2 separate regions of the Homo sapiens genome follow, and region 2 is linked to region 1. Evidence: chromatin contacts called from ENCODE Hi-C or POLR2A ChIA-PET data. All regions are on one chromosome and are shown on one strand. Each heading gives the region's core, a stretch centred on a gene start or an enhancer-like site at or near the end of the contact. The rest is flanking DNA. Distances are from core to core; before and after follow the strand shown. Region 1 overlaps ZBTB7C (zinc finger and BTB domain containing 7C). Region 2 overlaps ZBTB7C (zinc finger and BTB domain containing 7C).

Region 1 (6,669 bases), core at 2,635-5,134:
TGCTAAGGGCTTATTCCTTTAGAGATGAAAATGTTTTAAAATGCTTTTCAGGGAAAATTCCCACCATTCCTTAAACTTTACTCTGCCTTTTAAAATAGAAGAGCTGGAACCCGTTAGTCCACGTGTTGGTGATCAGCGTCCCACTGTGATAACCATCCGAGCACTCTGAGAAATGGCGTGTGGTTGTCCTGTGCTAAGTGTGGATCTTCTGTGCTTTGAGAGCAATGTCTACTTGCGACTCACAATCAGGAAACCACAGCTGTGTGACTTTGGGAGGCCCTTCCACTTCTCTGGACTTCTGTCTCATCATGTGATAGGATGGTTACGAGAAATCTGATAACATCATGACCATGAGGAGCCAGAAGCGCAAAGTGGATCTGACGATGGGGACAGAACCCACCCTGTGACCCTGGACTTGAAGGCTGGTTTTCCCAGCAGTGACTTCTCACTGCGCCTTGGTTTGTGGCCTTTGTTCCATTCCTGGAGAAACAGATGTAACCATGGTAGCTCAAGGCTGTTTTTCCAGGCAGGAGACTAACCTCAGTGGCAGGGATTGGGAGGGGTGAGCTGCGGTCAGGAGGTGAGGGCTGCCACTTGCTGTTTCATTGTCTTTTTGGGAAGAAGTGTCCCCACCCTGCATGCTGGGAGCTTCCCTGGTGACCCTAAGATTCCCATGCCCTGGTGGGCCAGTAGACAGCAGTGTCCCAAAGGGGATGTCATGCTCCTGCCCCCATGCCTTCCATCCCTTTGCCTCCCATCTTCTAAGCTAAGGCAGTTCTGTCTCCAAGAATAACATGCACAAGGAAAAAAATTCCACACACACACACACACAGACACACATGAGAAACAAAACAAAACACTCAACAGCTAGAAGAGGCTTGATGTGAAGTATGAACCTTTGGTAGGAAGGAGCTAGAAAAAAAATAGAGATGAAAATAAAGGAGAAAGATGGGAAGAGGAGATGAGGAGCTCAGAAATGGAAGAAAGAGGTTAAAGAAGAATGCAGGCGGGTTGAAACCTTCTTAGATGTGGCCACTATTCCAGAGGACATCCCCTGGGCCTCTGCCTTCAGTGGAAGGTTCTAGAACCCGGGTAAGTCCAAGCAACCCTGTCTGAAAAAATGGCACTTCCCTCTCTGGGCCTCAGTTTGTTCAACTGTAAAATGAGAGCATCTGTCCTCTCAGAGAGAGACTGTGCTCCCCTCTCTCCCTACCAAGGGGCCAGCAAGCTAGTGAGCTTTTGCAATAATAGCTACCATTTATTGAATGCCACTTGTCACGTCAGTCATCACACCTCTAATCCTTTCTCAAGCAACACAACTCTGAAAGATATAGATTTTTATCAGCACCTCCAATTTACAGATAATAAAACAGGTATGGAGAGGGCAGGTAGCTTGCCCATTGCCACCCAGCCAGCCAATGTCTGAGCCAGGATTTGAACCCAGCTGCGTTTGATGCCAAAGCTCATATTTGTTCCCCTTCACCATGCTGCCCCCTGGGAAGTCCAATTCAAGGGCAGGGGGATTTGGACCCTTCCCCTGGGAGGCTGACTCTTAGTCTAGGGGTTTAATCAGAGCCAGCCTGGAAAGATGAGCAGAGGGGGCTGAGACCCAAGCTTGCCAGGTGACTAAGGAGTATGGAGTGCAAATGAGTGGTATGGGCAGAAAGGTACCGATCCCTGTGGGCTGGGGGTCAGGGAAGGCTTCTAGGAACAGGGGCCTTGTCTGAGCTGTGAAGAGTAGAAAGCATTTTGTTGGGCAGAGGGGGCAGGAAGAACATGCTCTACATCATTTGAATCCGGAATGGATCTGGAGAGCTTTAAATCCCTTCTGAAAATAGGCTTAACCTGGATTCCCCAAGTGGGATCAAACAAATTGTCCTCAGCTGGTGCTGACACTGTGCCTGGAGTTGACTGAGGAGGTTGAGGGTGAGGTCCCCGCTCTCAGATAGCCTGGGCTGACATCTTCGCTTCACCACCCCATGACCTGTGGGACTTGGTAATTACCCTCCTTGAGCTGGGTTTCCTCATCTGTACAATGAGGATGAGTTGCCATGAGGATCAAATGAGGTAATGCACACAAATTGCCTCCTGATATGTAGTCAGTGCTCAACCAATGCTAGCAATTGTGAAGTCCAGGAAGGATGCAGACATCTTATGGGTGTTTTTGCAGGGATGGGGCCATAACAGAAACCAATTTGCCTTCTGCACAGTTTTGCAGAGATCTACGCTATTGAAGACACTCCCTGAGAAGGGTCCTTACAGGCTCCCAGGGCTCTCCCCTGGCATCTGTTCGGAGCATCACCATCTTCTAAGGTTTTTTCATACCTCCTTGTCTCAGGTACTTCTAACCCAAAGAGCTTGGCAAGGCTGGTACAAATTTTACGTCCATTTTACAGATGAGAAAATTAGGCACAGAACGAAGCCCATGCCCCAGGCCACATGGCAAATCAGTGTCAGAGCTAGAATTAGAACTAGGATGTTTTAACCCATTTATGCCTAGTGTTCCATTATTGGAACACTAAGCTTGTGGGAGTTATTTATAGCCTACTGCTCAAGGTCATCGCCAAAGTCTGATTTTTCACAAAAAGATTCTCAACCTCTTGCATAAATAGGTTAATGCCCAAGCCTGTGTCCCCTCTGTTAGACCACAGTGCCCCCAACTAGGTGCAAGCCTGCCTGGCTAGTAAAGGACTCGTGTTCTAGTCTTAGTTTTACTAGGAACATGAAGTGCTGGTGTAGGCAAATTATATACTTCTGCTGCCTCAGTTTCCTTATCTAGGAAATGGGGAAGTAATTGCATGGATCTCGCCGAGTGGTATGTGAGTGGAATGAGTCAGCCTGAGGTTCCAGGCACACTTGGGTTATTTGGAAGTCCCATTCCCCCAGTGAGATCACCTGCTTCAAGGCAGGGTCTATTTCTTGTATTTCTGCATTACTCCCAGGATGCCAGCAAGTAGGAACATGGTAGACACTGTATGAATGAGATTGGTTCAAATAAACAAAGGGGATAGCTTTGAAATCACAAAAGGCAGTGGGATGGCCCCAGCCCTCTGCCGTGGGATACCTGACATTTGAACAGAGCCCTATCATTCATAAGGTGCTTATATTAATTCATTTCATTCTTCTGCTGGTATTATGATCCCTGTTATGGTAATCAGAGAGGCTAAGTGACCTGCTCCAAGTCACGCAGCTAGAAAACAGCAGGGTGGGAACTGGATTTCTGCTTGAGTCCCATTGCTTTCCTGCCCTTCAAGAATAGAACTGTTGGTGCAATTCTATTGCTATGATCCACAAGTCTGGTGCCTCCCTGAATCCTGCTCAGCTCAGCAAATCTGGGCTCAGGATGGTGGTTCCATCTGCCAAATCCCCAGGGCAAGCTGGCCCCAGCCAGCCGACTCCCACTATCCCGGAAGCTGTCCCCACCCAGTCTCCAGCCTCCACCTCCTCCCATGCCCAGGCCTGGAGCTTCACAGCCACCTGGTGGAATTAGTGGCTGAGGTGGGGGTGGGAGGTGTGCTGCATGGGGTGAGAAGGGATGTGGATTTCCTCTCCAGATGTGGGAATGAGGTTGGGCAGCGGCTACCTGCGTTCTTTGAGCAGGTCTTTACTCGTGGTCTGTAGGCACTGAAATCCACAAAGGGGTGGTGGGTTAGGGCAGGATAAAGGGTGGGAGACCTGGCCCAAGCAGCTGGCCAGCCCTAGATCTCTGCTGGGCACACCCACCCAGCCCTTGGCAGTTTCCCCAAGCAAGGTGGTCACACCCCTTGGCCCTGGAATGCCCCTGGGCCTTGGCTGCCCCAGAGGCTGGAACCAGACATGTGGGCTGGGAGGCTGGGCAGGGCTACTTCAACTTTTAGCCTGTGCCCTGCCCGCCACGAGCACCCCAGGCAGAGCGCCCACACTGGGTAAAGCCGGCCCCACCTGCTCTGCCACCCTGCCAGGACACGCCTAGAGCCCGCAGTCCCCAGCTGAGCCTGGCCCACTCAGCCCCTCAGGGTTTCTGTGCGATTTGCTCTGAGCTTTCTTCCTCTGCTAAGGGCAATGGCCATCCAGGTGTTCCCTTACAGCTGGAATGCAGGCCCTTCCCACCTCACACAATTGTGCACCCCCTCCTCTTTCCCTGCAATGTCCAGCCCCCTTGACAAGACAAGCAAGGGCCCAGAAGAGGCCAGACCCAGGAAGCAGGCACCCCTGGGTTCTCATCCCAGTCACAGACAGATTTTCTCTGCCCCTACATCTAAGGTCTGAGTTTTTTTTCTGCAACCAGTCACTCAAGTCTCTGCTTCATGGTTCTCTGCTGAAACCCCCTGGGTTAACAATGCCACATGCCTGTTGAGCTTTACTTTCAGGAAAGCTTGTTCACAGGCATTTTTCTTCATGTTTTCCTAGGATCCCTGTGTACATAAGGAATTATTTTGCCTATTTTGCCAACGAGAAACCTAAGCTCCTGCTGGTGAATTGATTTGCCCAAGGTCACAGAACTGTGTAAGTGACAGAGGTCCCAAACCTCCTGCTGGTCACCTAGGCTCTGCCCCCTGTATGAGGCTGTATCCCCTGTTGACCTCCAGCCCCAACATCATCGCCACCTCTTCAACCCTTTCTCCATCTCCTCTACACCAGCATTGGTTTGATTTTATCAGAACAAGGTCTAAGATCCCCATAGAGGTTTAGAGTAGGGCAAAAGCCAGGGTGCGCTTCTCTAGGCTGGACTTGAAGGGTACCGAAGAGCGTAGCCCAAGGGATGGGCAGATGGGTGAGGAAGAATGAGGGGAAGCCTCACACCTGGGCTTTGGGGATAGAAATGGGTGTGGGATTCAGGCTGAGGGTACATGAGTGTCAGAGCTGCTCAGTCACACCTAGAGGACCCCCTTCGTCTATGTAGAGGCTGCCTGAGGCCTCTGGGGCAATCTGAAGTGGATGTGCCAGGACCACTGCCCTCATCCCCTCATCCAAGGGGTGGCTTGGAGCCTTTTACCTTTCAAAGCACTTTGACCTCTTTGGTGGCAGGCCAGGCGGAATTATGCCTATTTGACAGATGAGGAAACTAAAGTGAAGGTGAGGCTAAGGTCACAAAGTGATGGGATGAGAGTGGGGGCGCTCGCATCTTCCCTGAGGCCATTGCTTTTGCTAATGCACCATGCAGGGGACTTGCAAGAAAGACAGAAAAAGTGGGTTCCCTACGGGGCTGCCTGGCCTCAGTCACAAAGTGAGGGCTCGTTTCAGTTTGCTAGGGTGCAACTGCAGGGTCAAGAGCTGGCGGGACACACCAATGGAGAGGAGTGCCACCGCAGATGGCTGGCACCCTGGCCGGGTTGGCCATGGAAGTCTGCGGCAGGCAAATCAAATGGTGCCCCTTCAAGCTGTTGTTCTTTAATTATTTTTTCATCCTTTATTTTCTAGGGGGCAGTGGGGGGAGACTTGTTTTCTTTTAAGAAAAGTTGCACACCTCTTTCATGTTCAAAATAAAGGATTTACTACTTGTGTTTATTACAGGCGATTTCCTGAGCCAGAAAACTTCTTGGGAGGCTTATTAAACCTTATTAAACCACTGAAAATTTAGATAATAAAATAAATCACTCGTCTCCCATAAACAGCACTAGGCCACGCGTTACTGAGTTTCATACTCCCAATGGCCTCAGGCTGCCTTCACAGGAGATGTCCCCTTCTGGTGTTGGATGGCTCCCTGGAGGGTGGGGCTGTGGTGGAAGGGTGGGACAAGCATCAACCCATGAGAGCACTATTCTTTGTAGCCATTTCTGCCCAAAGGGGCCATCTCCTCTAGTAGAGTGGAAATGGTTTAGATTTTGCTAGTTATTGAAGAGGTTGTGTGTGGATAACTGGGCTAAGTGGTACCATATTTTGACCCTTCCTGGGGATATTTTGGCATCTGTTCTAGAAGGCATTAAGGTGCTCCACAGCTGGCTAGCCTCTGAGTGTGCTGTCTGCATGCCTCTTCTACCCACGTGCCAAGGGCTCCCAGTGCTGTGGGTAGGGCTCTGGAAGCTGAGTCCATTGCTGCTGGCCCTGGGGACTTTACACCAGGCAGAAAGGAAAGCAGAGGCCAGGTGAGGGGGCCATAGTTGGAGCAGAGAAAGGCCGGGAGCATGAGGAGCAAAGGCTGGGAAGTACCCAGGTGTGCAGTCAGCAGACAGCAGGCCAAAACCCTCTGGGGGAGGAATTATAGTTAAAATCCTAGCTCTGCTCTGCAACTGCTTCATGTGACCTTGAAGCGGCCGGGTCCCTGTTTGAGCTTCAGTTTCTTCTTTTATATAAGACTAGCTGGTTGTGAATGTCCCTTGCTGCCCACACATGAATCCATTTCAATATTTTGGTTCCAGGATAGATCCTTGGATTCTGAGGTCATGCACAGCTCGACTTCAGATGTCTTGGGGCTGCTGCATCTCACTTTGGGTTTCCTGTGACCTTGACTTTGCCCTCTTTCTCCTCCCACCCCCTTCACTTTAGTTCTCTCTGGGACCCTGCCAAGTTACACAGGAAAATACATGTGAACACACGTTGGACTTTCAGATGACGAGTGTTCTACAAGGTCAAGGTGGGGTTATTATTTGACCACAGTGAGTAGAGTGATGACGACTCAACAGGTTGGTAAAAGTGCTTGATGCGTCCCTTCCGCCTGCCCCAGAGGAAAAGTGAGGAGGCAGCTTCCAT
Region 2 (6,669 bases), core at 2,911-5,410, 170 kb after region 1:
GCCTTTACTTTTAGTTTTCTGTCCGCAAACCCTCCAGTGTCTGGAAATTAATGTGCCCATGATGGCCTGCTGCAGAAGAACCTTTAGTGATGGCCCCAGTCACTCTTGAGCTGATGTTTTCATAATTACAACCAGAGTGTCCTGCACTTGCATTGAGTGGGACCCACTCTTTCCCTGAACCTTTCCGTCTTCAATGGTTTCTCCTGTGCGTGCTAGAGATTAAACAGCTCCTACTGTATCCCCATGATAACAGATCTGTGTTATCAGAATACCTCGCCTTTGTTGGCATCTCATTGCTCTTGACATAAATGAAGCAAACACTTTAATCTAGATCAAATCTGAAAAGAAAGCAGCTACATTTTAGACAGCAGTAAAGAGGACTGGGCACAGACAGCATGTGCTTTATCCAAATTTATTACCTTCTTATTTGGGTACTGGTTCTGACTGTTCTGACCCCAATGCAGAGGCTCCATTGGGCTAAAGGACATGCTGGAAAATTTTGGCAGGGATGGGAATGGGCACTAAGAAGAAACTGGCTAACGGGCAATGTCAGAGCAAAGGAGCCCCTCTCTGGGCCGAGCTTTCATGTGAGGTGGTTCCATGGAGCTGTCAAAATGTAGGGCTGGGATGAAAAATGGCCTCCGGTTGCACAGCTGTGACAACGTGTGTGGCAAATGCAGGGTGAGGTGAGTCAAAGGTGCTTGGACACGCATCAGCCTGCCTTGCGGTGAGAGCGGACACCGTGTGCAGGCACCACTTAGAGGCCACTGTGCACTCCTTGGTGCCACGACACAGGGTAGACTTGGAAAGACTGGTGGCTGCTTTTTCTCCAAGTCAATTTTTTAAAATTGTGGTAAAATACACATAACATGAAAATTTACCATTTTAATTATTTTAAGTGTACAGTTCAGTGACATTAAACACATTTACATTGTTGGGCAACTATCCCCACCATCCACCTCCAGAACTTTTTTTCATTTTCCCAAACTGAAACTGTCTCCAATAAACATAAATTCCCCATTCTTCCCTCCTCCCAGCCATGGGCAACCACCAGCTATTCTCTGTCTCTAGGAATTTAACTATGCTAGGTCCCTCATATGATGGAATCATGCAGTGTTTGTCCTTTTGCATTTGGTTTATTTCACTTAACATAATGTCCTCAAGGTTCAAACATGTTGGCAGGACTGGTTTCAAAAGATACGGGTCACAAAGCCCCTGCTGATAAAACAGGATGCAGTAAAGAAGCTGGTTAAAACCTACCAAAACCAAGATGGCCACCCTCATTGCTCATTATATGCTAATTATAATACATCAGCATGCTAAAGGAAACTCCCACCACTGCCATGACAGTAGCAACCCTTTTATTCCTTTACTTTCTTAATAAACTTGCATTCACTTCACTCTGTTAGCTCGCTCTTGAATTTCTTCCTGCATAAAGCCAAGAACCCCAATTTTGGGGTTTACCCTGTGACATGTGGTAGCATGTGTCAAAATTCCCTACTTTTTAAGGCTAAATAATATTCTATTTTATGTATATATCAAGTTTATCCACTCATCCATCAGTGAACACTGGTTTGCCTCCACCTCTTGGCTATTGTGAATAATGCTGCTATGAACATAGGTGTACAAGGATCTGTTTGAGTCTCTGCTTTCAATTCCTTCGGGTTTATATCTAGAAGTGGGATTGCTGGATCATATGGTCTCCAACCTTATTTTTAGCCATCTTGTTGCATATATGTGTTTATAAAACTCACAATGTCACTAGTCCTCTTTTGAAGTGGGTGAAACATAAAATGATAAAATACATTGATTAATGATAAATCTCCTCCAGGTTCTAGGTTAAAAAGACCAGTTCCAATAATCCTGCTCATGGAATCGTGGTCATCCTCATTATTCAATCTTGACATTAGCAGAACCTTAGAAGACACAGAAGCCAACGGTCCACTTGGGGTAGACTCCTCTCCATAGCATCCCCAGCTTGGTAGGCTTACTCCCAGTGTTGACCAAAAAAGCCAAACTCTGTGAAATATTCAAAAATATTTATTCTGAGCCAAATGGGAAGACACAGCCCATGACACAGCCTCAGGAGGTCCTGGGAACATGTGGCCAAGGTGGTTGGGTTACAGCTTGGTTTTATGTGTTTTAGCGAGTCATAAGACATCAATCAATATATGAGAGGTATACATTGGTTCAGTCCAGAAATGTGGGACAACTTGAAGCAGTGAATTACAAACCATTGGTGGATTCAAAGATTTTCTGATTGGCACTTGGTTGAAAGAGTTAAGTTATTATTTTAAAACCTGGAATCAATAGAAAGGAGTGTCTGGGTTAAGGTAAGGGGCTGTCAAGACTAAAGTTCTTGTTATGTAGATGAAGCCTCATAAATGGCCACCCTTAGAGGCAATAGATGGCAAGTGTTTCCCATTTAGACCTTTAAAAGGTGCTGGTCTCTCAGCTACTCTCTTCAGGATCAGAAAAAGACCTGGAAAGGGAAAGGGATTTTCTACAGAATGTAAATTTCCCCCACAGTAGACAGATTTTCAGGGCATATTTTCAGACTTTTTTGACATAATTCAAAATATGCTAAAGAAATATATTTTGGGGTAAAGTACTTTGATTTTCCTTCAGGGCCTGCTGTCATGTGATGCTATACTAAAGTCAGGTTGTTATCTTAATGGTACAAAAGAGTTTGTCTTGTCAGTCTTAACATCTCTGTTTTATTGTCAATGCTGGTCAGTCGTGCCTGAATTCCAAAAGGAGGAGAGTATAATAAGGCGTGTCCAACCCTCTCTTCCCTTCATGGCTTGAACTAGTTTTTCGGGTTTCTATGGAATCCCCTTGGCTGAGAGGAGGAGTCCATTCAGTCAGTGGGGGACTTAGAATTTTATTTTTGGTTTATACCAGCCATGGGGCACTCACTACCACAGCAGGCAGCTGATTTCATGGTGGGCAGCTTTTCTTGTTTTCAAGTTCTTTATTGTGCTGAAGAGAAATTTGTTTTCTCCAGCTCACCAGTAAGGAGGAAGAGCTGTGTGGACTTGCTGGGCATCAGAGAAGCCTGAGGGGGTAGAAAATGCAGTCTCTGGTCTCTGAGGCTCACAGTCTGGTGGAGAGAGTGCTGCAGACACATTGGAAGCAGTTGCATAACCTTGCAGAATCACGAGGCAAAATGGGCAGCGAGGGCAACCCAGTTGCTAGGAGTTGAGGGAAGAGAGATCTACATGGCTGGCTTCTGGGTGCTCACTCCCTGGGGGGCGAAGGTGGCATACACTGACGAGTCCCAAACCTGGGTCTCCGGGCCAGACACATCTCAAGCTCCTCGCCAATTTTCCAAGGCAAGTAGAAATCCTTTCCTGCTTCCTCCCCCTGACAACTTCTCATCAGAAGCCAGCAGTCATCCTAAAACCCCGCTCCGTCAGCCCACACTCTGTGCATCCTGAGCCCGCTCAGTCCATCTCCTGAGTGCCTGTGGATCCATCCCTCCTCTCCATCCTATGGCCCCCACAGCCACTAGACCCTCATCATTTGTTGTGGGTTGAACTGTGTCCACCCCGAATTCATGTGGTAAGGTCCTACCTTCAAGTACCTTATTTGGCAATAAGAACACTGCAGATGTAATTAATTAGGATGAGGTCATACCGGATGAGAGTAGGTCTCTAATCTAGCCTGACTGGTGTCCTTATAAAAAGGGGAGGTTTGGACACCAGCATGCGCAGGAAGGCCGTGTGATGGGAAGGCAGAGCTTGGGTGATGCAGCTGAAGCCAAGGAGTGCCACAGGCTGCCAGCAGCCCTCCAGAAGCTGGCAGAGGCCTGCAGCAGGTTCCCCTCACAGCTTCAGGAGGAACCAACCCTGCTGACAGCTTGATCTCAGACACCTGGCCTGCAGAGCCATGAGACAATCAATTCCTATGACCTCACCCACTCAACTCAGTATGTGTGATTTGCTACGGCAGCCTGAGCAAACGAAAACACCATTTCTCCCCAGCGTTCTTTGGTAGGCCTGAACTCTCTGCCTTCAAGCCCTCCTGTCCTTCCTGTCCCCAAGAAGCCCTCACGCAACCATCAGAAGCATTACTAAGACACAGATCTGACCCTGTCACTCCCAGGCTTAAAACCCGCGGAGGCCTCTCCTGCAGCGTAAGCACAGGGGATTTTGAAGTTGGCCAACTGGACGTAAGCCAGCCACCACCTGACCACTGAGGGCCTTTGAGTCCCCCTCCTTCTCCTCTCCTTCCTCTGCTCTACACACCCCTAGCCAGCCACCCTGAAGTCTTTGCAGTCTCCTGTGGGGCCTGCTGTCCCTCACTCACCTCTGGATCTCTGTGAAGATCTTCTTATCCACCTGAAAAGCCCCATTTCTTCCTGGAAGATGAAAGCCCCCAGAGAGCCACACTCCCCGTGTAATCCCATCCATCACGGCACTAACCCCACTGCCCCAACTCACAGGGCCCTATCACTAGGCCGTGTCTCATATCTTAAGGCCCCTGCCTCCCAGCCAGCCCTGTCTGGCCTGACTAGAGGGTGGTGGCCTTGGGTGGCCAGGGAACACTGGGTTGTCTGCTTGTGGCTCCTCTAAGAGCATCTGTTCATGGTAGTCCTTCTAGAATAGAGAACAATGTGCTCACAACATCACCGTCCCAGGGGGAGCCCTGGGATGAGCCACACGGCTACCAACTCAGTGTACCACAGTAGACAGACCACAGCAAAGGCCAAGGTGACACTGGGTCTCCTGCTGCCCTATTCAGGGAGACTGCCACACCACCACCATGGAAAAGGTCATGGAGCCCTACCTGCACCTGCAAGTCCAGGGTGCCTGGTTCAAAGTCAACACCGAACACCAGGGTTCCGGGGTGGCTCACTAGACCTGGCAGCGTCCACGTTCAGCTTCCCTTGTGGCCTTGGGTACATGTGGTAGTCTCCTGCCACCCTCACCCCAGGCCTGCACAGTCAGGGTGACAGCCCATTCCCCATAGTACCAGTGCTCTGCAGACAATGGTGCTGCAAAGGGCCGCTGAATCAAAAGGAATGTGACTGTGCCTCTGCTGGCTCGAGAGGCTGGTCACCCTGCTCTCTCCCAGGAGGTGCTGCCTCTGCCCCCAGGTATTCCCTCCTAGAATGAAAACTTCTCCAGGGCAGAAGACCTGGTACAGGGTGAGGCCAAAGGCAGGCCTTCTATACACACTTGTGCAAACAGTAAAGGCGTGCACACGCATGGGACAGCTTGGGGTTTGCCTGGTCCAGCCCTCTCTCTACATGGCACACACAGGGCCCTGCCTGGTAAGATGCTTGAAAGCAGGGGCCTGGTTTCAGTGGATCTGTGGTGGTGTTTGTTGATTTTTAAACCACAAGTACATTTTCCATTTATTTCCTTCAAACAGGTTGTTGTAGCCTCTGCATCCTGGACTCTGCTCTCCTTGGCCTAAGAACCTCCCTTTCATTCACCTCAAGCCTTCTGCACCACTGCCGACTATGGCTGACATCCACGCTCTGCATGTGGGGCTACCCACCTACAGGCCTGCCCTGCTACAGCTCCATCCACCACTAGCCCTCAGGGCTGCCTAGGCAGTAAGAGCCTACACTTGGAAGACAGCTATGCCGGGGCCAAGAGTGAAGGTCCCTCTCTCCCAGGCAGCTCTCAGCAAAAGGCATGTGGCAGAGACCCCCCTGGAGGCTCTCCCTAGAGCCCCTGCACACAGGACCCTCACCCCATTTGTATGTGTTCACCACAGCTTGTCTGCCAACCAGCCCCTTCTCCAACTTTATAATAACAGCAGCCCCCATCACAAGCCCCTTCCCATCTATCGTTCCATCTGACCCTCAGGCCTGGGACTGGACTGAGGAATGCTGGGTAAAGCCTCCTGTTTTCTCTGTCTTATAGATGCAGCAGCCAGAGCATGAGGGGGAGCCACCTGCCCATGGCAGCAGAAGTATATCGGACTCACTCCCGAGCTGCAGTGTCAATCCCTCCTCCCACACTGCATATGCTGCCGGCCCCTGCCCTCCCAGGCACTGCCCTGGGCTCTCCCTCCTAGCAAAATCTGGCCTCAGCTAGTTGGGTAAAATAACAATAATGATGACAACACTAACATCTGATGAGAACTGACTTCATGCAGGGCCTTGTTCTAAGCATCTGCACACATTAATTCATTTACTCCCTACTGTATCCCAATGAGGCAAGTACCATATCATTCCCACATTCCAGGTGGGGACACTGAGGTACACAGCTTAAGTGCCTTCCCAGGTCACACAGCCTGTAAATAGCGGGGAAAGGATTCAGGCCTAGGCAGCAGGTGGCAGAGTTCTATGCACAAAGCCACACTCAGGCATTGACAACCCACAGAGGCTTAGAGGGCTGCATTTCAACAAGGGGTAATGCCTTCATTTGCAAAAAGAGTCACATGGTGGCAAGGTGGGCAGGTGGCAGGAGGGAGGAAGAGAGATCTCTGAGCAAGGAGTCTTGCATGCTGCATCTCGCATCCTTGGCCAGAGGGGATCAGAGTGTTGGAGGAGTGGACTGAGTTGGTCAGGTAGATCCCTATTTGGGTAACTGGTGTCAGAGCAGAGAGTGGGATGGATGGAGAGGGATGGAGGCTGAGAGACAGGTTGGGAGGCAATTGCAACAGAACCAGACCAAAGCTGAGGCAGTGGATAAAGAGGAGGCCCCCATG

What was found. A loop is a pair of places that touch in the nucleus more often than their neighbours do. ChIA-PET counts read pairs that join two places held with the same protein, here RNA polymerase II (POLR2A). Pooled maps may share reads with other maps.
Region 2: a map of mammary epithelial cell shows a loop between it and region 1 (2.2-fold over the local background). The contact joins two enhancer-like sites. A Hi-C loop is called at or near these places in 13 of 168 maps with a recorded cell type or tissue (Calu3, PC-3, PC-9 and 6 more) and 8 of 50 pooled maps. POLR2A ChIA-PET finds 5 or more read pairs at or near these places in 3 of 52 experiments (H1, OCI-LY7 and SK-N-SH).

Annotation. Positions count from the first base shown.
Region 1 is chr18:48,046,524-48,053,192 of GRCh38, forward strand. All of the region lies in intron 3 of ZBTB7C (zinc finger and BTB domain containing 7C), which reads right to left. Among named protein-coding and RNA genes, the nearest start is that of ZBTB7C-AS1, 110 kb to the right of the region's middle. Within about 2 kb of position 3,885, at least 2 of the 41 ENCODE cell types and tissues checked have a DNase peak (open chromatin) inside an H3K27ac peak, as active enhancers do; they include thyroid gland, where a contact is called at or near this core.
Region 2 is chr18:48,213,276-48,219,944 of GRCh38, forward strand. All of the region lies in intron 2 of ZBTB7C (zinc finger and BTB domain containing 7C), which reads right to left. Among named protein-coding and RNA genes, the nearest start is that of ZBTB7C-AS2, 36 kb to the right of the region's middle. Within about 2 kb of position 4,161, at least 6 of the 41 ENCODE cell types and tissues checked have a DNase peak (open chromatin) inside an H3K27ac peak, as active enhancers do; they include thyroid gland, where a contact is called at or near this core.